2 separate regions of the Homo sapiens genome follow, and region 1 is linked to region 2. Evidence: read pairs that join two places in POLR2A ChIA-PET (ENCODE). Cell type or tissue: GM12878. All regions are shown on one strand. Each heading gives the region's core, and the rest is flanking DNA. Links, peaks and the distances in the headings are about the cores only. Region 1 has its middle 27 kb from the start of CDH8. Region 2 overlaps CDH8 (cadherin 8).

Evidence for each region. Peaks named below come from ENCODE experiments on the same cell type or tissue, not always from the same donor. Only the 100,000 strongest peaks of a DNase experiment are listed, where the experiment ranks them.
Region 1: POLR2A ChIA-PET joins it to region 2 with 5 read pairs; 2 of 35 experiments call an interaction of 5 or more read pairs at or near these places.

The regions. Positions count from the first base shown.
Region 1 is chr16:62,055,483-62,071,113 of GRCh38, forward strand. No RefSeq gene overlaps it. Among named protein-coding and RNA genes, the nearest start is that of CDH8, 27 kb to the left of the region's middle. In GM12878, for the core only: no CTCF peak of the experiment used is centred there; no DNase peak of the experiment used is centred there.
Region 2 is chr16:61,880,104-61,895,734 of GRCh38, forward strand. All of the region lies in intron 3 of CDH8 (cadherin 8), which reads right to left. Among named protein-coding and RNA genes, the nearest start is that of CDH8-AS1, 30 kb to the right of the region's middle. RefSeq lists an enhancer at 7,429-8,628. In GM12878, for the core only: no CTCF peak of the experiment used is centred there; a DNase peak (open chromatin) is centred at 7,978.

The DNA of each region.
Region 1 (15,631 bases), core at 4,232-12,231, 180 kb after region 2:
TAGTTTATTTCTTTTTTTAATTGCATTCAGAGAGATTTTCCTCCTCAAATAGATGGTGTGGCCCCCCGAATAGAACTCAATGTACAATTTGTTGAAGAGTAAACTTCATCAAGTAAAGTTATAGTGGGACTTGGATTATTTTATTTTTTTGTTTGTTTGTTTGTTTTTTAGGTGAGATATCATTACCTCTTGAAATCTAAATGTCCACATTTGTAACATAACATGAGTGCATTATAGCAGGCACACAGGAAGACTCTTAAACGGTAACAATGGTGACTTTAATCAATATTGCATATGGAAATTGAGCCACTGACCTTGGGATATCTATTATATTGGCTCAATGCAAATTGGTTCTTTCATTTTAATCCCCTGGGTTTTTTAACTCATTTTATGTATATCAGTCAATTTTCTGAGATGTTTGGCTCTTTTCACCTAGGATAACTGTTTTCTGCAACATGCTAAAATTCATTTCCATGTGGCAGGTAGAGAGGTCACTAGGTTTGTAAGCACTCCTAATTAAAATGCATGATGCTACAAAGGTAAAAGGGACAATGAGCCATAAACAAATCGCCTGACAGTAGCTGACAGCCATCGACTGGACGTACATGTTTTTTTCATTGAGAATAGGAAAGATCTGGTTTTTTTAAAGATGCACACATACCACACGCTCTTCCAAGTTAACTCTTTCTCATGAAAAATCTGTCTCTGACTTAGGATTCAAATGACAATTGAAACTGGAGGAGCTGACTTTTCTCATACTTCCTCTCAACTACTTTCATTATTTACCATCTTAAAATCAATTTTCAGGAAAAAAATAAGGCAAGATCCATTATTAAATATTTTTAAACATTAGGTGTTAGTAATCATACCATTTCAGACCTAGAAGGACATTTCAAGATAATTGTGGTCATTAATCTTTTATTATTATTATTATTATTATTATTATTATTATTATTATTATTTTGAGACAGGGTCTCACTCTGTCGCCCAGGCTGGAGCGCAGTGGCGCAATCTCGGCTCACTGAAACCTCTGCCTCTCAGGTTCAAGCAATTCTCCTGCCTCAGCCTCTTGAGTAGCTGAGACTACAGGCATGCGCCACCACACCGGCTAATTTTTTTTTTTTTTTTTTGGCAGAGACAGGGTTTTGCCATGTTGGCCAGGCTGGTCTCAAACTCCTGACTTCAAGTGATCTGCCTGCCTCGGGCTCCCAAAGTGCTGGAATTGCAGGCATAAGACCACTGCAGTCCTGGCCTACTGATTTGTTTTACAACCTGAGATCTGTGCTGTTCAAGCAACTTGCTCAGGATCACACACGGTATTTGGAAATGCTGGCTCTTAACTGGCCCAGGCACAAAAGTCTTGTGCCTGTGATTTTTGCTCAGTGAGGATGCATAACAGCTAACAGCCAAAATTCAAATTCAGGATTCCTGACTCCCAGATCAGAGATCTTTCATTTTATGTGTGTCCTAAAATGACCCTTTTCATTAGTTCATTGAAAAGTCAAGTGGTTTTGTATCACTTATGTTTATATTTGCTACAGTGAGTTGGATATCAGCACTTTTTGAGTGTCTCCTGATACCTGGCATTTAAATGTGTATTACCTATTTTATCATCTGTTCAAAACTGTAAGATAGGTTATATGACCTCAATTTTTGAAATGAGGAATAGATCATCAGAAAGACTTAATAACTTTCTCAAGAAAACATAGACTAAATCCTGGAATTTGGCTTGACCTATTATTATTTAGAAAGTCCACATAATTTTGACTAAACCATTCTGCCACCTAAATCTTCTAAGTACTGTCATTACAGTGCCCAATGTAAAATTAGTCATCTAATGCCAATTTTCCCAGTGTTAATGAACATCTCCTAGTGTTTATGATCTTAATGAAAAAAGTTTAAACATATATATTATGCAATAGATATTATATGCAATATATAATATAACATCTATAATATCTATTTGATATAAATAATATAATTTCTATTTATTTGATTAATTGCTCATATTTGCTGATATATTTTTTCTGAGGCTAATTGATTGAATAGTAAACTAGAACCAAAGAGAGGGACATAGGGAAGACATTGTCTAAATAGAAATTATGCATCCTTACTATTCACAATAGCAAAGACATGGAATCAACCTAAATGTCTATCGATAGTAGACTGGATAAAGAAAATGTGGTACATATACACAATGGAATATGATGCAGCCATGAAAATGAATAAGATCATGTTCTTTGCAGGAAGATGGAGGAAGCTGGAGGCCTTAGCAAACTAATGCAGGAACGGAAAACCAAATACCGTATGTTCTTACTCACAAGTGGGAGCTAAATGATGAGAACACATGGATATATAACACTGAGGCCTATCAAAAGGTGGAAGGTGGGAGGAGAGAGAGGATCAGAAAAACAATTAATGTGTACTAGGCTTAGTACCTGGGTGATAAAATAACCTGTACAACAAACCCCCATGACATGAGTTTACCTATCTAACAAACCTGCACATGTACCCCTGAACATAAAAAAAAAAGTTTAAAAAAGAAATTGTGCATTCTTTGCAAAAATAGTTCAAGTATTATTCAGAATACCATTACAAAACAGGCATATGCCCCAGGAATATGAAGAACTCTTATGTTTCAATAGTAGAGTCACAAATGTTTGGATGTGAGTAAATGTGCATTGCTTGAATCCCTTTGGAATCCCCCCATCCACACTTCCTGCCAGGTGAGCAGTTCTAATCCATTCTTCTTCTCTTAATGAGGGATGCTGAGGTCCCCCCAATCAGAATTCAAGGCTGCATCCATCATTCTCTCTAACTACTCATGCAGTCTTTCAGTAAAAGTTCACCTGATTTTTAGCACGTTAATAGTTCTCAAATGTATCCATTTGCATCACCCCTGACATTGCCCTATTCTAAGTCTTCACCATCTCTTGGCGACATTATTACAAGCTCCCGAACTGGTCTACATAAATCTGTAAAAATCAGCTTTCGGAAACGGAAATTGGCTCATGTAATTGCATAGCTGTTCCTCTCAGCCCTCGCCCTCGCTGCTCATGACATTCTTTAGAACCACGCTGAGGTTGCCCTTTCCTCTTAGTATGCAGATTGACACCTTTGTCATCTCCTACAAGATCCTGAATGGGGAATACCTCTCCTCATCTTGCAGGAAACTGCTACTTCTTCTCTGTGCTGGGGAATACTGGCCTTGGCACTAGTCCTCATGCAATCCAGACTCTGCTCATGTTCTTCTCTCCGCCTGAAACTCCCCATTCTGGATTAATTTTACTCATTCTTTAGATCTCAGTGCAAGCACTCTTTCTTCAGGAAAACCATCCCTGAATCTACATCTATTTCCAGCAAATCTGTTGGGGTTTTTTGTTCAATGCTTTCATACTACTGTTTCTTCTTCTCTGTAGACAAACCTATACTTAATCCTGGCTCTATCACATACTAATTCTTTCACTTGGTAAAAATCAACCTGTCCACACTGAGTTCAATTTCTTCTCCTCCATGCTGGGAATAATGATGTCTACATCGTAGATGTGTGGTGGGAATCAAATGAGATAACAAAGGTAATGCCAGATAGGTGTTTGCTTTGTTTTTACCTTTAGTGGATCTGCACGGTCAAACACCTTCACCCACACATCAACATACTCACACTCCTCTTTTACTTTTACAGAAGGTATGCATAGGCAGTGCTAGACAGCTTTTTAAGAACCTTACCTTAATCGTGTGAATTCATAGAGTAGAGACATTGTAAAGATTCATTCTGTTGATTCTCCTACCATGTGTTTCTTTCTTTAGAATAGTGGCTAGAGGCACAGATGCTCACGCATTACTGCCTGGGTTCAAGTCCAGGCTACACTTCTTACTTGATGCATGATCTTACTAACTTATTTGTTATGACTCCTCTTTAAAATGGGAACAATAATAAAACTGAACTCATGGACTTATACTAATGATTAAAATAATGCATTAGAATAGTGACCAGATATATTAAGCACTATATGGGTTCCAGCTTTTAAAACAGATAAGCTTCTACCAACCTTGAAAATTCAATTATACAGATAAGCTTTTATCTGTGTTGAAAACTCAATTAAACATGGTTTTATTTTCATAAAGCAAAGATAATGCTTTTAGAATTCTGAGAAGGCACTGGGAAATGAGTGAAAGAGAAATCAAACCAGCCTAGAAGTCACCCTTTTGCATTATTTATGTATTATGTACATGAAAGTTAGGCAGGAGTCAAGAAATCCATTTGTTTGCTTGACTGTTATGAGTCAGGTTTTAGGGCCATAAAGAGAATGAAACTAACATATGACACCAGGCATCTTTCTTTTCTATTCCATATATTTCTTTTACAAAAACTGTACTTATTTTCAGGATGTTTACAGACACATTAACTGTCTTCAGATCATATTAGCTGAAAGAGCATGTTTGGGAGAGAGGGAAATATTTCTATTAGGTTCTAACTAGTTCCTAGGCAGGGGGATGAAAAGTTTACATCATTAATTCCTTCTGAAGACCCTGTGAGCTATAGAAAACTCCTGCTGTCATTGTAGTAAGGATGGAAATCATGTCCTAATTCCTCTTTTCCCAAAGGAAGTTATCATCCCATTGAATCTTTCCTGTTTTGTACCTTCATTTTTCTTTAAAAAAATTGGTGTTTTCCTTGAGACATGTTCCAGTCTTGACCCTTATTAGCAAACCCTAACAAATCAGAATTAACATTCCCCTAAGAGAAACAGAACTTTGGACACACTTTCTGGAAGGAAAGACACAAAAACATGCCCAGTTCTCTCAAGCCTCTTAGTGGAAAGAATTTCTTTTTCTCCATCTCTGGCCAACTCCTGTTTTTTCAGCATTTAACTCAGATGTAATCTCTTCCAGGATTCTTTTCTTAACCTTCCCTATTCCGCCAAAGGATGAGTTCCGTATCACTTATTATGCGCTAGTCATTAGACAAGCTGCCATCAACTTGGCATTTACTGGGTTTATTGTGCAATGGCCATTATAATTATTTATAGGATGATGGTAGAGTGTCAGAGTGAAAATACATTTTTTCCAGAGTGGAGACTACTGTTGGCTCTTTCAGGGGAATCTCCAGAGAAAGCCTGGCATTTTACAATTCACTTCCACGGATAAGTCTTCCAAAACTCTATTCTCTCCCTAGCTGGGTTATCTATCCCCCTTCTTGAGTTTACCCTGCAATTTTCACGCCTCTATCAGCGCTATTACCATCCTGCTCTCTGATCATCTGTTTTCAAGTCCTCCAACACAAGACTGTAAATTCCTTGTAGGCAGAAATTTTCTCTTAAACATCTACAAATCCATGGTTCTTAGCAAAGTGCCTGACATACAGTGGGCATTCGATATATGCACCATTTACAAAAAGTAAATATTGATGTTTGAAAAATGTTGGAAAAAAAAGCTGAAGCTGCAGAATTAAAAAAAAAAAAAAAAGACAAACAGAAAGGGAAGACACGGTAACCAGAGCTCCCATCTGTTAGTCCCACATCTAACATATTCTGAGACGTCATATTTTCAAGCCCCTATACAGGGATGGAAGCGGAGCACATGCCTTTGATTTTTTGTATTTCTTTTAACACACACTGTCTGTAACCACACCTGCTGAAAGCATATGCATGCCATAGGAAAGAATACTCAGCTCCCATCCACAAATGGTTCTGCACTCTCAAACAGACTGGTCTCGTGACTAACTTAAAATATCAATGCAGAGGAAAATCTACCTTACACAGCAAGGGTGATGAAAGATTCAGGGGAAAACTATTTCTTATTAAAAAACTGGGTGCTCTAAAGCATACTGGCTTTTTCCATTTAGTGATCCTTTGCAGCATGACACCTTTATTGTAAAAAAGCACATATTTAGAAATGACTGTGCTCAAAAGACTCCTATTTTTCAAAGTGCCTGTGGGCTCCAAATGCAATTCTATATGCAGCTAAGTCTCTAGATGCTACCAACACTAGAGATTCAACAGGCTCATGCACACTTTGTCTTCTGTCAATCTGTCACCCAATTTGACCAAAGAAGTGGATCTTTGACGGTAAAATTATTTCAGTGTTTATTTTCCTTCTGAGTAAAGACAAGGGGTGTTTAATTGTATATCATTGACTCACACTGCATATTTCCCTCTGTATTTAATCTACATGATTCCAATTTAACTAATCAAAAAGTAACTCATGCCTTGCTTTCCCAATGACTTTCTTGTAGTTGTTTTTGCTCTACCATTTAACTAGAGGCATATGTAAAAATGTACCCCTAAGTTTATGAGATTATTGGCAGTATCAAGGCTCTGTTAGAAACAGATACTCTGAAAAAATAAGTTTAATACTTTAAGATACATATTTATTTGGAAACATTTTATTGAAAAGGATTGTTTAAAAAAATCCTATATAAATTGCTAAGTTACTGCTTGTAGCAAAATTGCAGTAATTATAGCTGTTAATATTATAATTATTTATTATAATACATGTGAAACTAGGTTTTATATAAAGATGACTTTGTTTTGTTCCCCAATATTTTGTCTCCATAACTCAAAAGAAAACAATGACTGAAGGAGTTTTCATATTGCTAAGTGAACTAGATAAGGAAGTTCTGCAATAAAATATATTTTTAATATCTAGAAGTTTCAGAGGAAAATGTACTTAAAAGAATCAACAGAACACCTTATATTACCTGAGGAGTTCAAATATTGGAAGTTCTCAAGTGGCTGATTTTGTGGTCCCAAATTTCTCTACCACTTGCAGATGCTCTGTGCATTCAGCAGCAGGGGTATTGTTAAATTTGAGAATATAAGGCAATAAGCAGTACCTTTCATAACATTAATATTAAGTGCAGAAGAATCAAATGTTTTGTTGCAAATATGCACATCTGGTTTTTCTGTTATCATCTTATATTATTCTAGTAGTTGACTTTAGGAAAAAAGTGTTAATTGCTATACAACTCAACTCTAAGAAATACGTTTTATTGAGTGTTTTAATAAAAGATATTCTGTATATTTTTGCTTGATGTGCCTGAAGAATTTTCAGAACACTATGTCTAAACACTGTACTTGCCCTTGGCCTTCCTTTTGTATATCAGCTCTGTCTAAGCCAGGGATCTATTGCCAACGTATGGGCCATTAGTGGATTAGAAGTCATCTATGAACATTCAGAAATGAATGGTAAATTGTATTTGTCTACAATTTTATAATAAAGTTTTTTTATTAGATTTTCAGTGACCCTTCAAATAGTAAATTCTTCGAAAATAAACAATTTCAGAAGTTTAAATAGATAGATTAGAATTCATTTATTACCTATTACATACTAAGAACTTCATATTCATTAATACATAAAATTGTCCACTGTGGCATAATAAGACAATTGTAATTATTTCTAGTTTTCCATTAGAAAATTATTTATTTTATCTTATTTTTGGGGTACAGGTTCTCACTCTACCACCCAAGCTAGAGTGCAGTGGAGCAATCTCAGCTCATTGCAGCCTCAGCCACCCCTTGGCTTAAGCAATCCTCCCACTTCAGCCTCCCAAGTAGCTGGGAATGCAGGTGTGCACCACCAAGCCCAGCTAATTTTTTTTTTTTTTTTTTTTTTTGTGGGAATGGGGTTTCATCATGTTGCCCAGTCTGGTCTCAAATTCCTGAGCTCAAGGGATCCTCCCTCCTTGGCCTCGCAAAGCTCTGGGATTACAGATGTGTGCCTCTGTGCCCAGCCTCTATTAGGAATTTAGATTTTGAGAAGTTAAGGGGCTTAATTATGTCATACAATTAGTAAGTAACAGATTGGACATACAAATTCATAGCTATCTTTCTCTAGAATGTATACATTTTCTGCTAAAATCTACTGCCCCCCACAGACAAAACATTTAAACAGTTGTGTGTCTGAATTTTTGTTTTTCTTCCATTGTTGACTAAAAGAAAGCTATGCATTTTATTTGTACTTTAATAGTGACACTATTTTTTGACCACTTATATTTGTCTGGTGCTTGGTTCACTGACCATTAACAGCCTGTATGTCTTCTGATCATACCATCATTTTGTGTATTATTCAGGGCGGAGATTAACAAGCCCATTCCACAGATGCTTTTTTGACCCTCGTTTTCCTGAAATTATTTATCCAACTGCACTTGGTTAATGTGAATATTCTCCTGCTGGTTGGAAGATTTAGTGAAAGTCAGGACTACCGGTGCTGTGATCTGCCACATTCAGACTAAAAACAAAGATCAATATCATACCACCTCATTTTGACATACAACATGTACTTAGCGACAGAGGTTAATTTGTAGTAGGACTAGCTTTGTGACTTTAATCTCTATTTTACCTACTTACTTGACCTATATGAGACAAATAAAACCATTGCAATGACCCGTTGTGAGAATTCAGGGGCTTTTATGAAAGCTCCTTTTGTCTTGTGTCAGCAGGTCTCAGGGATTTTCCATCTGCTCTGAAAGTAAAGTGAGAACATTCCTTTGCTTTAGGTAATGAGAAAGGATGTCATAAGTGATATAGCATCTCAAAAGTTGATTTCATCTTCATCTGTCCTTTCTATTCTAGAACAGAATAGCTCATTTTCCTAGTTTATGCTAATATCATTAAACACTGTAATTGCAAACCAAGTGACTTCTGGCAATCACTAATTTCTTACATCAGTTACACATAAAGAGAACAGATGAAACAGTTGCAACACTCAGAGGCCCCCGTATTTTTCTGTTAGCAGGCATAAGCAACCACGGGATTTACGATTCCTTATTTCACTACCTCCTGGATCTTACCCAAAGACATATCTCTGTTGCCATACTAGGATTAGAGACATCTTTTGTTTACACAAGGACTTTCTCCAGGTGAATTCAGGTCAGAACCTAAAGAGGGGTTAGCCCCGGGGGGCATACTGAAGGTGATAACAGTGGGGAATACCTTACTTTTACTCTTTCTGACCACCTATATTTCCTGCTGTCTTTTTACAGCTAGTCCCAGGTAGACCATTCTGTTGTCCTACACCTTTGGAGCGGTTTTGCTTAGACAAAATGAAACAATTGAGCTGACATTTTAATCTAAAAGATTTTTAGGACACAGAGTGTTTTGAGGAGCTGCCTTAACTTGCATTGTAAAAATATTGACTATTATCAAAATGTCAACTTGTATCTCCTTTGTTCCAGATTTCATACCAAAGTGTGGGATATTTACTTACCAAGAATGAAATGGGCTATAAATTCTCAGTGCCCCCAAAAAGAATACATGAATAAAAAATCAAAAAGTGCAAGAGTGAAATCACAGGATTTGTCTCTGATCAGTGGTTTTAAATGGGGACAGAGGCGTGGTCCTTATCTGTTCTCTCATACTAAGGGGAAAAAAGAATCTTGGCTTATAACTTGAATTTTAATGGCTTTATATTAGTCCTTGTACTATTTTAGAGTTGCACTTTCTTTATCTATTAGAACTGAAGTGGATTTTAGGGATCTATTAAAGTTGGTTTTGTTTGGTTTGGTTTAGTTATTTTGTTTTTTGGAAAATCAGAATAATTCTCTAATGACATATAGCAAATTGTGGCATGGCTTGAACTGTCCAAATTTTCCTGGCACCCATCCTAGAATGTTTTTATTTTTTATTTTTTATTTTTTTTACATCTCCTCTTAATGACACTTTTCTTGGAGAAAGCTTTCCCATAGCCCATTATGCTCAGTAAAGTTTCCTTGTTATATGCTGTCACAGAATGGCATTCTTTACCTGCATAACATGTTTATCAACTTTTCATTATGCATTTATTTTAGGGTTACTTAATCAATAGCAGCTTCGCTCATTTGACTCTAAATGTCACAAAATCTGGAAACTTGTCTTTCTGCTCATTTTTGTAACACAATGCCCTTTACCACTAGACTAAATTTAGTTTCTCAGTAATGTTTATTAAACGACAGTGTGAATAAATAATGTTTTCTTAACTTCTCTGAGCCTTGATTTACTCATTTGTAAAATAGTATATCACTGTACACCAGCTAGCGTTTTTAATAAATCAAATGGAGCATTTCTAAGGAAAGAGTTGTTACTCAATGAAGGTCCATTACAATACCTCGATGAATGTACATTATGATACCTCTATAAAAATTGTCTCTTTCAGTAATAATTATCTCTTGCAGAGTTAATGTGCAAATGAAATGGGAATAAATATCACTGGAGACTACCCTACAGAATACCATATACATAATTTATATTCAACATTACAACCTTATGTTTGTGTTTCAAGAAATATGGCTTCCTTCATTATTTTCTTCAACTAGATGATGAAGACAATAGTACCAATGTACCAACGGCCCAAAAAGCTATTTGTTTATTCATTTTTTACTGAGAAAATAAATTGTCATAAGGTGACAAACTAGAATCACTGCTCTCCTTCACAGCCCCTAATGCCAGGTGTCTTACATAAGAGTTGCCATCTTTGCCCACCCCAAAGTTGACATAAAGTACAAGTTTACAAGGAAGGATTTCATTATCAGCCTCAACTGTACATTGCCAGGTACATTTCAACCCATGCACATTTTCTTGACTCTGAAAATGCAACCACTGACCAGTATTTTTAATAATATAAATATACGATCTGATCCATTAGGCATTTTTGTTTTGAAAAACCAGCCTCTCTACTCTTTGATACTACTTTGAAAAATAATATAAAATGTATTATACACATAAACCTTAATATCTAGTTATTTGCACAATATACAAGAATCATTTTAGAAAAAAACGCATGCAGATGATCCCTATTTAGCGGCCTAGTGAGGCACTCAAATATTTTATATTTTCTTCAGGAAAAGTTTCAGCTACTTTAGCACTAACAAAAAATATCAAATAGGTGGAAATTGAGAGTGAAGAAATAAACGCTTACAACATAATGGGAGCTTTGGACATAATGAAGGATTTAATAATACAGTTTGTCTACATGAGAATTAAAAATAGTCTAAAGAGTGTAAGGTTAAAAATTATTTGCAAAATGTAAAAAGCTGAGCATAGCGTCACTTATAATCCCAGGACTTTGGGAGGCCGAGGCAGGAGGATCTCTTGAGGCCAGGCATTTGAGACCAGCCTGGGCAACACCACGAGACCTCATCTGTACAAAAAAAAAAAAAATTAGCCAGATATGGAGGCATGCACTTGCAGTCCCAGCTACTCCCTGGAGAGGGTGAGAATGGAGGAATATTTGAGCCCAGGAGTTCGAGGTTGCAGTTGTAGGAAAAACTGGGTTATCACACGAGCATGAAAGATTAGCCTCGCAGACACTTTGAATGGTGAGAAAGGCAGGGTTTATTGGGTGAAAAAGAAAAAAAGGGAAACAGGGACTCTCAGCAAAGTGAGAGTCCTGCTTGCAGGCTTCCCACTTCACAGACTGAATACCAGGTTACCACCCAGGAATAGGAGAGGCCAGGCTCCTCCTCGCTGCAAACAGGGCAAGCTTCCATGGCTCCACCCTAGTGCACACTCCTTCCAGTGCGGTTGGTGGTTCTCCGGGGACCCTTTTATACTTGGCTGTCTCACAGTAAGTTATGATCATGCCACTGCACTCCAGTCTTGGTGGCTTGGTGAAACTCTGTCTCTCAAAAAAAAAAAAAAGTAGAAGAAAATATTGAAATATCTAAGCAACGTACAGTTTAGTACTACCCATCCAAATCTTATGTGGCAATAATTACTACCCAAAGGAAAGCTTTGCTGGCCTTATTATCTGTATCTGTACGGCAAGAGGAAGTAGAGGTATACAAAGGATATTTACTGTAAATACAATTAGTAACTACAACCCATTCCTTCTTGTATATAAAGCCTATTTCCCTAGGTCTCTGTAGTCAGTCTAGACAGGCAAAATCCTCTTTTATTAGTATAACACTTGTGAAAATTAGAGTAAACAAATTTACTTGAATTCTGAGAGGCTGTGAGACATGATTCACTCAACAAATACTTCAGACTCAAAGACTGGGTTAAATTAGGGCATGAGAGATTAGAAAATTTGATTTGTAAAAGTGCAAAGAAAGTCATGAACACAGGTTTATTTTGTGAACTTCAGTTCAGTGTAGACAGGTTCTCAGTGGCATCCAGGTGAAAGAAAACTAGAGCTTCTCTGATTAAAGCTGATCTCTTCCTATTGGCCTATTCCCTACACCTGTAGAGTTTCAAAATAAATCCTAGGGCTCCTGGGAGACTATTTAGGGGTGAAAAGGCAAGGCCCAAATATTACCTATAATACGGCAGTTAATGGAAAATAATTTGCAAAGATAAAATCAGACTAGGTTGTGAAAAGATTAAATATTAATTGTGGAGTTTGAATTGCATTCTATAAGTGATAATATTTATTAAGATGAATATTAGGCCAGGTGTTTGGGGTATAAGATATACGTTAGTATGTAGCAGTGTGCCCAGGTAAAGACTTAATTTGATTTATGTGTGTGTGTGTTTGTGTGTGTGTGTAGAGAGAGAGTGAGAGAGACAAAGAGAGAGAGAGAGAGAGATTGAGATTTTGATTACTTGTCTTATAGGATGGTGGAGGTTGGCCAAGTCCAAAATCTGATGGGTATAGGCTGGAAAGCAGGAGACATAGGGAAGATTTATGGTTGGAGTCTAAAAGTAGTCTGCTGGCAAAATTCTTTCTTGCTCAGGAGAGATAAGTCTGGGTCCTATTAGGGCCTTCAACTGATTGGGTGAGGCCCACCCACATTATGGAGGCAATCAGCTTTACTCAAATTTCACTGGTTTAAATGTTAATTCCATCCAAAATGTATCTTCAGAGAAACCTCTAGAAGAATATTTGGTCAAATATCTGAGCACTACTTCCTAGCCAAGTTGACATATAAAATTAAATATTACATCTAAATCTTTCCCCACGAAATTATGATCAATAACCATAAGAAAGGAAGGCAAGGGTAGTGGTGCTTGGAATTTTAAACACGTCTCTCCTTTTAAATTAAAATTGGGTTATATTAGAGACCATTCAGCTATTTTCCAGGAAGATATTTGAGTTTGACCTCTTAAATTAAGTCACAGTTGTGATAGTTGTAATTAATGCAACCCAAATAGGCCTTTTTGTTTCTGAGTTCAGGTTCTAAAGGAAGCTGGAAAACTCTATTGCTAGGGAGAGAACACTTTATGTTTCTAGAGGAAAAAAAAAACAATAAAGAAAATAAAAAGTCACTTGAAATGGTCTCTCTAGTTTCAGAAATATAGATATTATGGAGTCACCCAGGGAAAATAAAACCATTGTACTAGAGGAGGGGGACCTCAAGGAGGCTACAACTCTGTGACTGACAAAGTATCATGAGGGGCCTCCAAATCAAAGGAAGCATTGATGAAAGGATATTACCTGCAGAACAAATTCTCATGTTCCAAGACATTTTCTCAGGGTCTGGGTTATAGAGACATCATTGTAGCCTAGACAAGTCACCGTGGTTGACTAGTGGAAGACCATACACAAGAGCACCCCTTGTGGCAGGGACAAGTAAGGACATCAGTAGAGATGGCTGATAGCACCAGAATCCTCCCTCTCTACACCCACATAGCTTTACATAGGAGTCTGATGTTTGAATTCTATTTTTTTATCACCTGACCATCATTTAATAGTTTACATTAGGGTTCATTCTTGGTGTTGTACATTCTATGGGTTTTGACAAATGTGTAAGGACATGCAGCCATCATTATAGCTTCATACTGAATACCTTCACTGCCCCAAAAATCCTCTGTGTTCCACCTAATCATGTCTTTTACCTCCAGCCCTGGCAACCACTGATCTTTTTCCTGTCTCCAGTTTTGCCTCTTCTAGAATGTCATATAGTTGGTTTTATACAGTATGTGAAACCATTAAAAGACATGGAGGAAGCTTAAATGCATATTACTAAGTGATGTTTGAATTCTTTAGGTGCTTAAGTTCTAAGGACAAAGAAGGGCATGGTGGAGACAAGACACTGAAACTGTATTCTTAACAATTTGGGAGGTAGCCAGTTATAATACAATTTTGGGGAAAAAAGGATTGTAGCTTCACTTTTGTTATACGTGAGAGGGGACAGTTTTGACGCATGGCATCATTTTATCAACACAATAACTGACAAGCTTTTTAAATATCCCTCATTTTATAGATGAAATTGTGAAATTAGGTGCTAAATTACTTATTTGAGATCACTCAGGAAATAAGTGGGAAAGTGTGTATTTAGATTTTGCCCAAGATTTCAACATTTTAGTGACTTGATCGGCTTCATTCAAAATAAGTCAAAGTTATGAATAATTTTGAAAATGTGATTTTGTTGTCAAAGGCATATTAGAAAAGGAATGTTTTTTCTTTGTTAATGTATAAGATTTCTGTAGCAGCCACTGATGCTCGAGTATTTTATTTTCAGAAGTCTCAGCTTTTCTATTAGTCCTCTGATAAGAACATAAATGTTCATCAGGTTGTATATTATGTGTCATCAGCATTCTTTTGTTCATGTGGGAGTCATCCTTTTGTTCATCAACATCATTTGCAGTTATAACTGTGGAAAATGGTTGTCAAAGTGTATAGAACTCTTATAGAAATCAAAACCAAAAATATGCATTGAGAATTGATCTCCATATATCTGACAAGAACATAGGCATCTTGGAACCACATCAATTTCAACTTTCAACCACTAGTCAATGGTTTATTGTGAACACTTCATTGAGAATTTGATCAGACAAAAGCTATGACATGAAAATTCAACACAAAGGCATAAAATTACATTATGGCTATGAAGAGAAGGGATTCATTCTTCCCAGAAAGATGATGCTTATAAAAATAAAAATTAAATACATTATACATATTTGTATCAGTGAATAAACTTGTTTTTTAATTAATTAATTTATTTATTTTGTAGTGACGGGGTCTTACTATGTTGACCAGGCTGGTCTCGAACTCCTGGCCTCAAGCACTTTTCTCACCTTGGCCTCCCAAAATGCTGAGATCACAGGCATGAGTTACCATGCCTGGCCTAAAGTTTTTAAAAATGTAATTCATAGGGTAGAAGTTAGACCAGCAGTCCTCAGCCTTTTTGGCACCAGAGACTGATTTCCTGGAAGAAAATTTTTTCACAGGCTTGTGGGTGGTGATGGTTTTGAGATGAAATTGTTCCACCTCAGATCATCAGGCATTAGTTAGATTCTCATAAGGAGCATGGAACCTACATTTGTCACATGCACAGTTCACAATAGGGTTGACGCTTCTATGAGAATCTAATGGTAACACTGATAGGACAGAAGGTGGAGCTCAGGCAGTAATGCCTGCTCCCCCACCGCTCACCTCCTGCTGTGTGGCCCAGTTCCTAACATGCCATGGTGGGGTGGGGACCCCTCTGTTAGACCATGTGTTTCAGAAAGAACTTTGCAGATAATTCTGTCTATAATGATGCTCATTAGGAATACACTGATATACTCAATACTAGATAAGAGACAAATGAAAAAAATGGGAAGCTTTAATGTCCTTTTCCAAAAGGTGTTTTGCTATGCTATGTTCTAATATCACAGGGAAAAAAACTGCTCCTTATCTCTCTAGGATGATGAAGCAACAGTACTTGCATTCATTGAAAAAGATGATATCCAATGGATTGTTTAATTAGAATGGATTATCTGCTTTAATTGTG
Region 2 (15,631 bases), core at 3,421-11,420:
TTAGTAGAGACAGGGTTTCACCATATTGGCCAGGCTGGTCTTGAACTCCTGACCTTGTGATCTGCCTGCCTTGGCATCCCAAAGTGCTGGTATTATAGGTGTAAGCCACCGTGCCCGGCCATATAATATGAAGTTTTAACCGACCTGGAGTAAGCAATGATAATCTGAAGCTGGAAGGGTAAATAAAAGTTAGAGTTGTCTAGGCAACGTCAGTTGCATATGTGGAGGTTCTGAAGCCTTCACACTCGAAAGACAGAAAGCAAATCTATGAGGCAGTGATAAGATGTGAAGATGTTGGCATGATTTATTCATGCTGAGCATTATTGGCCATGTTGTGAATTTTGAACTATATCCAGAAAGCAATGGAGAAACACTGAAGCTCATTAAGCTGGAACTTGTCATGATCAAAAAGACCAGTATGGAGAGTGGACAGAGGTCCAAGTGAAATAAAATAGTTTTTAGCCCTAGGATGGTGAGAAATGACTTCACAGTTGAGAAGTAGAAGATGGCTTGTATTTATTATAAAATGACTCAGATCCACACACATTTATTTCTAAGAGCAACAGGAAGGTGTTGATGGAGATGCCATGTTCAAAACCATGTTTTGAAAATGCCATTCTTGCTACTGTGGAACCAGAGGTGAGTGGATCAAGAAAGACCAGACCTGTGACATGCTTTGAATCAATAACATTCAGCAAGAGGCCAGGTTTAATGTAATTGTGTGGACATGATCACGTTACATGAGATTGTGTCCATCACACCAGAGACTCTCTCTCTTGCTGACTGTGAAGAAGGAAGTTTTCTTATTCTGAGCTGCCAGATGGAAAGGCCATGAAGCAACGTGTGTAGATCGGCCACTCAACACAGTAAACAAAGGAACCGAGACCCTCAGTCCAACCATCTACCAAGATCTGAATGCTGCCAACAGCCAGGAGACCTTAAAACTGGATTCTTGCCCAGTCGAGTCCCAGATGAGACCTCGTCCCTGGATGAAACCTTGATTGCAGCCCATGAGAGGCTGAAGCAGAAGATCTACAGACCTTCTGAATGGATTCCTAACCTACATAACTATGAGATAATAAGTGTGTGTTGTTAACATCCATAAAGTTTGTGGTGACATTGCTACACAGCAATAAACAACTGATATATTCAGTTTTAAATGTGCTGATTGCTGTACAGTTACCTCAATCTCATATGTCCATGTCACATAAGCTGTTTGAGGTGTCGGCCTGGAACTCAGAGGAAAAGTCAGAAATGAGATGTTAATTTTGGAGAGTGAATTAAAAAATAATAATGAAAGAGAGGGTAGGGGTTGTGGAAATAAAGGATAAAGATATTGCCTACAGTAAAGGTAATAGAATAATCAATCCTTTGTTTTAAACAGACTAACTAGCTTAATTCTGAAAATTCATCCTAAGCAAACATATCAGAAAAGAAGATGCGCACTGATGTTTATTAATGCTCAGGGAATTCAGAAGCAGCATACTGACTAAGGTAAATCAGGATAAACTATGACACATAGTGAATGCCTCAGAGCCAGGCAAAACTGACATTTATTGAAATATCACATGCCAAGCACAGCATTTTATCCTTTCACATAATTTTTCTTTTAAAATCTCATTTTAAAGAAAAAGAAACTCAGTTTCAGAGAGGTAAATTCCTTCTCGTGGTTACCTAGTAGTTAGGCAAAGATCCACAATTGTAACCCCTTCTGGCTTCAAAGCCGGAGCTTTTAACTTTGAACGCTTCAAGGAAGCATCAAATCAGACACTGGGGAGCACATTTCTATATTCTCTAAGCTGTCCTAAGCCTAATCTTGGATCCCAGGTATCTAAGCATTTCCCCCTTTAAATTGGCTTCTTTAGTAATAGAAGCTCTGTAGAACTTAAAGCACTATCGAGTTATCTAATAATTCAGGCAAAATCTTAGAATTAATCAAGAATATATTTTCTATTCAAAGCAAATGCCGTGTCTAATATGGCAGAATGTCTCTTCAAACCCCAATATAGCTCTTGTCTCTGAGGCTGTAGAAGAAAACTGCCTTTCTAACCATTGCCAAAAGCACAGCAATAACTACTTTAATCATGATATCTTGAAATAGCTTCTGATCAAATGTGTTTTACTCGATGGATATAATGTAAAAGCTCCCATCCAATATTTAAAATAATCATACACGTTTCCATGCATTTGCCTGCTTGCTCGTTTGAATATCTTGCCAATTGTTTATGAGTACTGAATTGCTTAGATCTAGGAATAAAGAGATGATGTTGAAATGTTTTCCATTTTGCAGATATCCCTCTTTTAGCTATGAAGAAGAGCCCCCGCAGTTGTGTTGACACATCTCTGTTCTACTCACATGGCTTGACTTTCGAGCAGGAGACACTTTGTGCCTACTTCTCAACAGTTCCAAAAATTTTGAGAAATGTCTGCAGGTGCCACAAAAAAGAATGAGATCTTGTCCTTTGTAGAAACATGGATGGAACTGGAGGCCATTATCCTTGGCAAACAAATGTAAGAACAGTAAACCAAATACCGCATATTCTCACTTATAAGTGGGAGCTAGATAATGAGAGCACATGAACACATAGATGGGACCAACACACACTGGGGCCTATTGGAGGGTGAAGGGTGGGAAGAAGGAGAGGCTTGGGAATAAGAAGTCATGGATACTAGGCTTAATACCTGGGTGATGAAATAATCTGTACAACCAACCCCCATGCCACACATTTACCTATGTAACAAACCTGCACATCTTGCACATGTACCCCTGAACTTAAAATAAAATAAGCTGGAAAAAAGAAGTAGTTGCAGGTGCTCTGAGTCATAAGAAAACAAGAAACTTTAATTGATATTCTGCCATGTAAATCTTAAGCAAGCACTGTCCTAGGTGATACCTCCAGACATCCCTGGGGAATTCAGATCATCATCATTTCTGTTATGATGGTCCTTCACATTCTGGGTAAGCCTCAAGGTTGCAAGTTATCCTCCCTGCCAGGCTTTGTGCTCCTTGGAGGCAGGTATGGTTAAGAAAGAATATTTAGAGTATGTATCCTTGACTGGTATATACCAAAACGTAAACATGCATTTTGTATAGCATGTTGCCCACCAAAACAAGAGAAACATACCAGCAGGGCACTCTAGGTATGCAAGCAATCAATATTAATCAGCTTTAAATTTGTAGTGAGATTTTTATCCATTTCACTCCCCTTTTAACTTTTCTGATTAGACTGAAGATAATATATCAATTTTATTATAGTACTGTATGTGTTTAACACCTTTCTGATACATGCTAATACCCCTTTATATAGCAAACAACAAGCAGGCTTGGGGATACGACTTAAGCAGGCAACATTGTCTATAAAAAAGTTAATGATACTTATATATTAACATATATTTTACATTTTATTTCATTTTTTAATCTGGCCTTTGTTTCTACTTATGGCAAGTGATACTAATAGTGAGATAAAGTTTCTTTTTTAAATCAAAATTCATATGAATAAAAACAAGTATAGCAGTTTTTCTTTTATATGACATATCCCATGTAGGTTAATGGCATACTTGATAGCAGACCAAAATACTAGAGGTGAATCTCAAAGAACTAAGAGGTGGATTCAATGCTCTGACCAAGGAAAGTAGCAGGGATTTACAACAAGACCTCGAGAGAGTGAACTCTTAAGCACAAAGTCTTTCTATCTGCAAAGACAGCTTTTATCTATGAGACTTCACTATCTGTTATTGCAGGTATTCAATAAATTTTATTAAATGTATTTGATGAGAACAATTAGAGAAAATATAGAAATGAGAGTTGAAAAAACATGAAACAAGATAAGAAGCAGAACAGTAAACAGTAGAAGGTTTTTTTTTAAATAAATGTAGTTTTAAAAAGTGAATTTCTGTTAGAAAAAAAAGGAAAGTGTGATTAAAATGGGTTAGACACCTCTGAAATATCCCACTGGTGTGGGTTTTCTGTTGGTTTAACTAAGAGATAATGTTGGTCATACGCTTGAAAAACAGCCTTAACTTGAAAGTTCCCACTTAGCTGCCTTGAGCTAGGTACAACTGACCTTTGAGCAACACAGATTTGATTTATATGCAGGGTCCACTTACGTGTGGATTCTGTTCAGCCTCTGCCATCCCTGAGACAGCAAGACCAACTCCTTCTCTTCCTCCTCCTTCTCAGCCTACTCAACATGAAGATAATGAGGATGAAGCACTTTATAATGGTCAACTTCCACGTGATGAATAGTAAGTATATTTTACCTTTCTTATGATTTTTTTTTTTTTTTTGGAGAGGGAGTCTCGCTCTATTGCCCAGGCTGAAGAGCAGTGGCGTGATCTCGGCTCATTGCAACCTCTGCCTCCTGGGTTCAAGTGATTCTCCTGCCTCAGCCTCCCAAGTAGCTGGGACGACAGCTCTGTGCCACCACACCCGGCTAATTTTTGTATTTTTAGTAGAGACAGGGTTTCACCATGTTGGCCAGGCTGGTCTTGAACTCCTGACCTCAGGTGATCCGCCCGCCTCAGCATCCCAAAGTGCTGGGATTACAGGCGTGAGCCACTGCACTTGGACCCTTATGATTTTCTTGACAACATTGCCTTCTATTTAGCTTACTTTATTGTAAGAATGTAGTACAGAATACACACAACATAAAAAACCATGTGTCAATTAACTGCTTATGTTATTGATAAGACTTCTGGTCAACAGTAGGCTATTGGTAGTTAAGTTTTTAGGAAGTCAAAAACTATACATGGAATTCAACTCTGCAAGGGGTTATAACCCTAACCCCTGCATTGTTCAAGGGCCAACTGTATGTAAGGAAAGGCCACCCAAAATAACACATATATTTTTAAAGTCACCTTCCAGAACCAGAAGGAAAAAAAAGGAGGGATGGTAGAGAGGATCAACAAGATAAACGAATATAAGAATGAATATATTCATTGATTCATTTAAATGTCCTGTAATTTTGGTAGACTTAATTTCAAGCCTGTCTGGGGTGTTGAAATAAATAAATCATGCATTGTGTATGAGCCAATTAATGACTACAAAGCAGACAAAACATATCTATGCTGTTAGAAGTCAGGATATCAGTTAATCATGTGACTGGAAGGGGACACAGAATGAGTTTTGTGGGGATGGTGCTATTGTGAATTTTTATTTGGGTGCTGGGTATACAAACCTGTTCAGCTTATGCTGTTATAGATATATGCATTTTACTGTATGGCTATTAAACTTGAATGCAGAATTTAAAAATATGTACGCGGAACAAAAAGAAAATGTAGAAAAGCCTGAACACAAGAATTACTATCTATGTTCATGAGAAATCTAGGTTACTAATGTTCTTAGTGCTAGATTCACATCACATGGTCTCACTTGCTTCGCTGACAGCCTCCCCAAAAAAGGCTTTCACAAGGCACTTAAATAGTGTTTATCAGAACTGTGAGTTGCTGTCAGAGCAGCTCTTAAGACGGATACTGGTATTTCTCCTTTCATTTAAGTTTGACATTGTAACGTGTTACATATACATAAACGTGTGGGAATTGTTTGATATTATTTCATTATCACCTAATGGTAACAGCAGCTCTAATAATTACACAGGAATAGCAATCCAAAAAAAAAAAAAAAAGGAATCTTAGGGTGATTGTCATTATTCCGATTATTCTGTCAAGGTGAGAAAAAGGACAATAAAGACATGCTCGGGAAAGGATTTTGCCCTTTGTTTTCAGTCTCGATCATCTAGTTTTCTTTAACAGTAATTTCAAAAAGAACAAAGCATGGAAGACTGTAGGTTATCTTACATCCATTAATAGGATCTGTGAATATAAATGGATGGAAGAGTGACATTGCAGTCAGCACAGAGTCTTTTTTCTTACTGAACTGAGAATATTCCTTCTCTGGTTCTATCTCCCAGTTCAAGGAGACGCATGATCCTTTCATAAGCCCAGTAGAAGGGGATATCCCACCCTCTACCCTGGTTCTAACTTTCCCAAGGATTTAACGTTTCAGCTCATTGCTTTTATCTGTGCAGCAGTCGATGGCAGACGAAGAAAAAACTTTCGAGTTTGTTCATATTATAGTTTGAAGATATCTACTACCTAGTTCTGATATTCACACCATGCCTTACCCTAAGGAGCCAAGATCTTTCACAAGGCAGACACAAGAGTGATAGTCTATTTTTAAGGCCCATATAATAATAAAAAAAAACTGCATATAATCTGTGTGGATATAAATATTTGTTATCTTTACACACTGTTTACATAGCCAGGAAGAAAGATGCTTTTATATCCTCTTACAGACCAAAGTTCTTTTGAATCCCCCTGGTCACTGTCATCACTGCCACCCAAGGCATCCAGCAGACTACTTTATATTTCTCAGGAAATGTTTGTTTTTAAGAAACATAATACATCTCTCCATTTTATTGAGTTGTCTTCTATAGATAGATGGAAGTATCATCGAAGCCAGAGATGGGAAGTGCCTAAAGATCAGTATGTTTGTAGAACCAGAGACTAAGCAAACCAACAAGAAGTTTCACAGTCTCTCACTTTTTCTTGTCTTGGTTGCCTGCTCCATTTCCACCCACCTCTGCGGGTCCTGGCTTTACCCTTTTACTTTAATAAAGGATCATGCTTGCCTAATGGTTCCCAAGTTCACATATGTTTATGTTGAGCTACTTGGAAAGGTACTGTTTCCACATCCTCCTAGTTTTCCTGGCAAATACCTGCGGTTGAGACTAATTCAACTAGATTTGGTGGAATGTCTGCCTGTGTCCCAGAACAGAAGCAACCTATATAAGCTAACTGCTGGTATTTCACACTGACAATAGAGTGATGCATAGTAACTAGAGAATACACACAGCATGAGTTAGGTAGCCACTCAGCGGATGTTGGACATTCACTGCAGACTTGAAACAGGTTAGAGGGTTGATGACTACACAATATTCATTCCTGTGTTCATTCCCTTTTTCACACAAACTTTCAAACAATAGGAATAAGTAGGTAACATTGGTAATGATAATTTAGTAAACAGATTGTCCATGAACAAATTTTAAAGGATAGGAGTAGGAGGACCAATTTTGAGCAGAAGAAAGGAATTAGGAATAAGTAGGTAACATTGGTAATGATAATTTAGTAAACAGATTGTCCATGAACACATTTTAAAGGATAGGAGTAGGAGGACCAATTTTGAGCAGAAGAAAGGAAAGATAACACCCAGTCTCAGGTGTTATTCTTTATAGCAGTGTGAAAACACACTAATACAGCTGCCATAACAAAATTCCCACAGACCGGGTGGCTTAAACAGCAGAAATTTATTTTCTCACAGTTCTGAAAGCTGGAAGTCCAAGGTCAAGATGCTGGCAGACTTAACTTCTTCTGAGCCTTCTCTCTCTGGCTTGCAGATGGCTTCCCTCTTGCTGCCTTCTCATGTGCTTGTTCATCTGCGCACTTGTGCCCCTGATGTCTCTTTGTGTGTCCGGATTTCCTCTTCATGTAAGGACACCATTCAGACAGCATTAGGACCCACCATGTGACCCCATTTAACCTTCATTACCTCCTTAAAAGTCCCATCTCCAAATGCAATCACAGTCTGAGATACTAAGAGTTATGGATTCAACATATGAATTTGTGGGGAACACAATTCTGATCCCATCACAAACCCACTGTATTTACATTTTTTACTGTAAAAAATGTGTTAATACTTGACTGATATTATAATCTTTATATAATATATAATGTACAACAATCATGCTTGACATATATAATGCCCCCTTCTAAAAATCTACACAGTGTTTTACATGTACCTAGCCTAGAGCAGAAACTAAGTAAACTGTATCTGCTGTGGCTTCATTCTCTATCAATTAAGCTAAACTGAAATTCTGTTTCTAGAACTCCCTTCTCTATATTGCCCTAGTTACTTCTGGCATGAGACGTTGGAAGCAGAAGTGAAGAAGGCAGACAGGAAGTGAGAGCAAGACATCAGGCACTGGGCTCTTGCATGATTCAGCAGATCTGCAAGCTCACCATGTTGGCATGCAGCAACATCCAGGCTCACAGCTCCTCCGGCTTCTTAGGATTTGCACCTTCAGGTTCGCGGAGTCCTAGGCCAGATAAATGTGACTCTCTGTGACAAAGGGCACCAGTTCTCCTGCAGACTACTCAAGGCATGGGAATTTGAAGTATGAGAGACAGATATAGATAGGCTCCACTTTGTCCCCATGGGTTCTAGTTGGTCCTCTGGGATTCCAGTGTATTCCTGGTCTTTCCCACCTCATGTCCAGCTTTTTTCCCATCCCCAGAAGCAGAAGCAACAGCTTTGCACAGATTTCTCTCTCTGCTTCATGACGTATAAGGTCTAATCCCTATAATAACTCTTTTGTTATGTATGTAAGACTGTTACTGGTTCTGACTTTCTGATGGGGAGCCCCTATTCTCATCTGTGATAAGATCATGAGTAAACTACTTTATGATCATATGACTTACTTTTCTCATTTGTAAAATAAGAATAATAAAATTCACCTCCTAAGGTTGTTGGTAGATTGAATGTGTCTGTAGAATGCTTAGGATAGCATTTTGCACATTTATTAAATATTAATCCCTATGTAATATTAAATTAATTAGTCATTATGTTAACCTTAAGCTGATAACATCACTTTGGATTTCAGAAGGAATAATGTACAGACATTTCAAGACTTGCTTCAAAAAGTGTTAACTTTACTTTGTGAACGTCCTCCCACTACTGCTCCATCCCCAATGTATTTCCTGAACTCAAACCACTCTTGTTACTTGCCAAGATTCATAATTGATAGACAATGATGAGATCTGTAAAGTCTGACATGGTTATAAAGAGAAGACTCCTTGAGTCATGCTCCCTGACAAAAGGAAAATGAATGAAATCAGCTGCAACAGTAGCACAAATATGATTAGAATTACTATAAACTCTTTGAGCACAGACACAAGGGATGAAAACTGATTCCCTTAGGATGGGGATGTATATGAGATTATGTGTTCCATGTGATCCCAGGTGATACATAGCTATATATTTTCACCTGCAGCCTCATGTTGTAAATATCTGTTGTCTTTTGTCATGAGGTCTAATAACATATCAAATGCATATATACAAATATATATATACATGTGAAATTACTGGTGGGGAGAATAGAAAAAATTCCATTAAATTCATAAATCTATGATTGCTAATTAGCCAAAGAATAAGTGCATTTGGGTCTAAAAATCAAATGGCAAACTTCAAAGTCCAGTGAATCCAGAAAGTATAATTATTAAGCCCATGACACATGAATGTCAAAGTTAAAGAAATAATAACACATGGATACAAGGAGACTCGAGGAAATCCCCACTACCCATGAGAGGCAAAGTTCTGAGGAAGCGAGGCATACACCAGAAATATATTGACAAAGGTGTCCCACATTCATTTTCAGGCAAGTCTTCAGAATTTCACAAATATGTGTTTCGGAGCTGCCCTGACATGCAGTTAATTCATTTCTCTGACCAGCAAATGCGGACAAAGGCTGAACTCTGTGAGGTTTACTCCCCAGCCCCTTTTAATATATGCTTTCCTGGAATGGTTATGTAATAACAATTTATACTATGGGTGTTCATTCTAATTTACAGAACTCTAGACACACATGTGGCTTGAATAAACAGGAAGATTTGCCTTTTTATCTTCTGGAATCAACAAATATGTTGAATCCTGAAATATTAATTCCCATCTGAGGGCAAAAAGAGGCAAGAAAGAAAACAGGATCATGGGGTTGTCTGTGTAGACTCCTACCTGCTTTCCTCAATCCTCTACCTGTAATACAAAGTTTTTCCTAAGTGTTTTGATTTTTCTTATGATAAGTGCAGATTGACTGATTTGAAAACACTTTTCAATATTTCAAGTACCAGAACATTACTTGAATAGAAAGTGGTTGATGTCTTATTTTCTTCAGAAGGGCTCAGAGAAGGCTCGGTTGAAATGCTGACCATAAAATATATCTCTGAGAACAGAAGAGTAGGGTGCAGTTTTTAGAGAGGAAAACCAATGTATTTAGAAATAGCAAGAGCCAAGATGTGAGTGAGTAGAAAATGTATTTCTAAAGAACATAAAGAGACAATGTTAGGATAATCAAATCGAGTTTAAGATAATTCCAATTAGCAAGCACAGAGATATAACAGGAAAAAATTAAAAGGGAAATAAAACTTAAGCATTAGCTACTACTGTGAATAGGCCTGGGAGCTATTGGTTAATGGGTATATAGCTAAATTGGCTTAAAGACACTAGTTTACAAGACACAGATCAAGATACATCATCAGTGTTGCCTCTTCACTTAGACATTGTTAGTGCTGAGCCAATTCTTTAATCTTAATAAATCTGAAACACCAATTCAAATTATCAGATGCCTATGACTAAGAGATATAGGTTTCTAAATCAAATTGAGGCAACAAATCACAGTCCGCCAGGAATGACACATTGTTTACCTATGGCGGTGGGGTAAGAGGAAGAGATTGTTAAATTTTGTTCCAGTAGGTTCAAATTTCAGGCCTTTTTGTAATTCCTTCAAATATACTTTATGTAATATTCTATTATAGATAACAAAAAATGATACCAATATTATCCCTTGTGAAATCAAGTGATGTTTTTCATCACATTTTCTTGTGATTTATGTCATTCTGAGGAATTTTTATTGGATAGTGACTGAGAATTCATCTTCTAGAAATAATTCAAAGATTTTCTGCTTCCTACTTGAAATTCCTAAGTCCATAGACCAATTGTAAAAGAAGAGTGCACTGGAAACACCCAGCTTATGTTGATAATGGGACCCCAGACAGGGTGAATCTGAGACAGCTCAGACAGCCCTATAGTGAATAGTTCTATAATTTTAACTGTTTTCAAAATGACTGAAAGCGATGTTTCTATAAGACTATAATAAACTTTCCTATGCTATTCTACATTTGTTAGCATAGCTTTATATATATATTTTATACATATAATATATAAGGTTGAGGGTTGGACCACATATTTTTAAATTAAAGAGATCAGGGATGTGGAATTATCAACCTAAGATCCCAAAAACAGTTGGCAGCCCATACAGGGCAATAAAATTGGTTAATTGTATTTTTCTGTTATAAGTTAATTCCTTAATAAAATGTAATATTATAATTTAGGGAGTACAAATGAGCAAATGTTAAAACAAAATCCGATGAAGGAGCTCTCCCATCACAAAAGTTACTCAAATAAACCTTGTTCATATTGTCATCATTGTTTGCAAAGCTTGTTCTCAGACATAATGTAGAAATAACTCAATGCCTCTTGGAAGACTAATGCATTTTAGGCACCCCTAACAATTAACTGTAACCAATTTCCCCGTTTGGATAATCTGGTAATTTCTAAACCATAGACCATTTAGGGAGACCTTTGAATAGCACAAAAATTCACATATTAGAAGCCATTGCTTCACTTTCATTATAAAGTTAAAAAGAAAAAGATTCACTGATTGCATCAACTGCCTACATATCTCTAATAGAAGTTTAGCTTCTTTAAGCAGAAGAGAAACTACAGACTCCTCACCCCATTGTAGAGTTTTGGAACCACAGCTGCCTTAGTCATTCGTATCAGGTAGAACAGCTAGATTTCTTTTGAAAGTGTTTATTTCAATCCTCATGATTTCCCACCCATGTTTTCCTAAAGAATTTCAATTTTGTTCATCACGCTGAATGAAACAAGAAAAAATATAATCAAATCCATCAAGATATGCTTTTCCCGTTTCCCACTTTGCATCTCTCCTTTAAAAATAGAGAAGTGCTGCCAAATTCTTTTAAAATCTAGCCGAGAGGGAGAAAGAAAGACACAACCTATAAATTATAAAAAAGAAATGTGTTAGGTTGAAGACAGTTTGTCAGTATGTACATCCTTTGATCTTTTAAACCTATGTGACACAAATTGTTCCTTTAATAATAAAAAATATGAAAATGAGCCTCTTTAATTATTAGTTCAGAAATATTCTTTATTTTGGAGGATAAAATATGTACTGGGCAATGACAAGAATCACAAGCTAATCCATGTAACCTGTAGTCATCATAATTTACAATTCACTTTTTAGAAAGTGCAAATTTTACTATTTAGCTGCTTGCTAAATTAACATGTGGCCTTTCATAAAACCAAAAATGTATTCTCATTAGATATGTGTCTCTAGAGCTTTTGTGGAGTAAATTTCTGTAATGCCTGCAGGATCCTTTTGAAAAAATAGTTACTGGGGTCATATAAATGAATATGAATTTCCAAAAGAGCATACAATATGTCTAAATCTCCCAAAGAGTATATTAGATGAATTTATCAAATTATGATATACAGTTATACTTTAGAGACTGAAATAGGAAAAGCAGTTTCACTTTCTTTAATTTGGTGTTTATCAAATACATTTATACTTTTTTTTGCACTAAACCAGTTTTGAATACAGATCAGAAAATGTTGCCACCGATCTATTCTGATATAAGAAACAGTAGAAATATACAGACAAATAAAAATACAGAGTATTATGGAGATTCCTGTCTCCATTCTTAACTTCTGCCTTCTGCCTGAACACCTTCTGCTATAAGGTGTGGCTGGGCAAGTTGGGACACCACATAACAACAGGAGGTAGAGGAAGAGTGAGACAGTAGATAAATACTTGTGGGGGGAGTAAGGCGATGGATGAGGTAGCAAATGGAGATAAGCTACTGCAAGGATAAGTGGTGAGCTAATTTATAACTATATTAAAAATAAAGAGATACATTCCTCACTGTTAAAGAAAGGGGAAAAAACCAAAATGAAGCCTGAGTTGTCATTTTAGAATGCAGTTATAGAGCTGAACTTGTAGTTTTCAATAGAGAGATACATAGTGTGTTAGTTTCCCTGGGCTGCCATGACAAATTACCAAAAATGCTGCTTACAACAACAGGAGTTTATTCTCTCAGAAGTCTGGAGTCCAAAATCAAGATGTCAGATCCAACACCAGTTCCCTCCGAAGGATCCTTCTAGGCCCCTTCCAGCTATGTGTGGCTCCTGGTTCTTCTTGGCTGTGGCAGCAAAACTCCAATCTCTGCCTCTGTCCTCAAACAACCTTCTTCCCTGTGTGAGTCTGTATCTTTCCACAGCCTTTTTAGATCGACACCGATCATTGGACTTAGGGCCCAGTCAACTCCAGTGTGACCTCAATTTAACTAATGACATCTGCTAAAACGCTGTTTCTAAATAAGGTCATACGCTAAGGTTCTGAATGGATATCAAGTTTTGGGGAACGCTATCCAACCCAGTACAGGTAGATGTGTGTGTGTGTGAGTGTGTGTGTGTGTGTGTGTGTGTGTGTACATTCTCCCAAATGTTCCTTAGTTCTGCCCTGTCCACTGAAAAGGCTTGGGAACACTGACATCCTAATAACAATGAACACAACTAATGCCCAGACTTTCATATGTAAATACAATTCTCCTTTAAACGGAACCAGATTTTTGTGTGTGTGTAAATGGCTAATTCTAGGGCTGGGCTAGAAAAAGTACAAAATGAGCCTCAAACAGCGCGTTGGGCCAAAAGGTGAGAATGCACTCAAAGAATGATGGAGGCATGTCAGTAGGACACAAAACTCAGCCCCAAGGACACATCGTGACCAAGTGTCAGATAATCTGAGCATCAGGATAAATAACTCAACCTGTTATAATTCATTAAATAAAACAGAAATCGAAAAGTCAAAGCTAATGTAAATAAATACACAAGCAAATTAATGTGAAGAGAAAATTTTCCTTGCAGAAGAATGCTAACCAATGACTGTAGATAGAATGATGGAATTAAGAAAATCACCACTTGGCAGCTCTCATAGTAATCATTAATTCAGCCAAGAAACTTCAATGGATGTTAAAATTTTGGGTTAATAGTTTCATGAGGAATAAGATACTTACATAGTCTCTAAGTATCTGTTCATAAAGTGTTAAGTGCAAAAAGAAAAAAAACTATGATGGAGATGCAGGGCAAACACTTCCTTCATGAAGTGATCAAAATTATTGTCACCAATTATGGAATAAATCAAAATCATGTACCACCTGATACAAATTAGTAAGGCATTATCTGTGATAGTCTTGTCAAAAATGCATATTCTGTATCTAATCCTAAGGAAACATCAGACAAATCTTAAGAAATTCTATAAAACAATTGTTCCACGGTCAGGTGTGAAAGTCATAAGTGAAGAAGACTGCAGAGCCCTTCCAGATTGAATAAGTCTTACGTTAGTGTGGTTCTAGATATGATACTTTTACTAAAACCCACGATATTGGGACAGCTGCAGATTATTTGATGAGGTCTGTGTATTTGATATCAATGGTGTGTCAAGATTAATTTCCTAATTTTGATGATTGTATTTTGTTGGCTTAGAATAACATTCATACAGGAAGACTTACTTAGGAGATGGGTCAAAATGTCAACAATTTACTCTCAAACAGTTCAGAAACAATACATTTGTACAACATTTGCAATTTTTCTCTAAGATTAAATTTATTCTAAATCAAAGATAACAAAATAGCACAAGAGAAATAGTATGTGTTTTCTATGAGCATTCCTCCAAAAGAGGAAAACATAGCCATATTTTACACAAGGAGAAAGACTGAAATTATTTAATAATTTTCACATTAAATTAAGAAGTCGTTGTTCAAGGAGACTTGCCCATCATATACTGACTTCTATAACCTCCTCAGTGAAACCACTTTGGAAAAGACTGAGATTTGCCTTTTTCAACTATATATTTACCTAGTAATTTTTGACCTTCTTCTGATATTTCAATTAATATTTTTTGGTGGAGCATGCATTCCTCTTTTGCATTTGCTACCAAGAAACCCAGAGTCCATTCAAGTTACTCTTGTTAGGCTTTAATATATTTAGCAGTAATTATCACATAGCTCTTCATTAATTTTATTGTTATTTGAATTTCTACGTGATGTATAGTTCTGACATTTTTAAAGTGCTCATATTCCTATATTGAAAATTATATAATACCTCCCTTAAACTTCCTATCCAATTCTCCTCTCAGTACTTCAATTTAATTTGCAAAGTAGGCTGACCTCAAGAGTTCTTCCACCTCGGAAAAACATTAACTATTATAAACATGCTGCAGAATCATAATGCTCTTATAAACAGAATTATCTAGAGATATAATCAAAGATCAGTAGAGCATACTGGTTAAGCCCATGGGAGGTAGAACCAGGTGTCTGGTTTTATATTTCAGCTCAGCCACTTAATATCTGACTTTATATTATGTAGCATTTTCCCTAATTTTCTGATTAAAAATAAAGAATAGAAAAACTAATATCGGTACTAACATAATAGTATTGTTGTGTATATTAGAAGCATTTAACACAGCCTCTGGCATATAGTAAATTCTCAATACGTATTGGTCATCATTACAGTAGCCCTGAACCTCAGAGAAAACTAAGAATACCCCAAGTGTCATGTTTTATGTATCTGTGCACACAACAATGCAATAATTTCTACCAACTTAAACACTACTCTCTTTCTCATCCCTTTATTTCAGCCTTCACTAATATGCTTTTGAGTAAAATAGGATTCATTCCAACATATGCATTTTGAAATATAAAGTTAGGTCTTGTCAAGCAATTT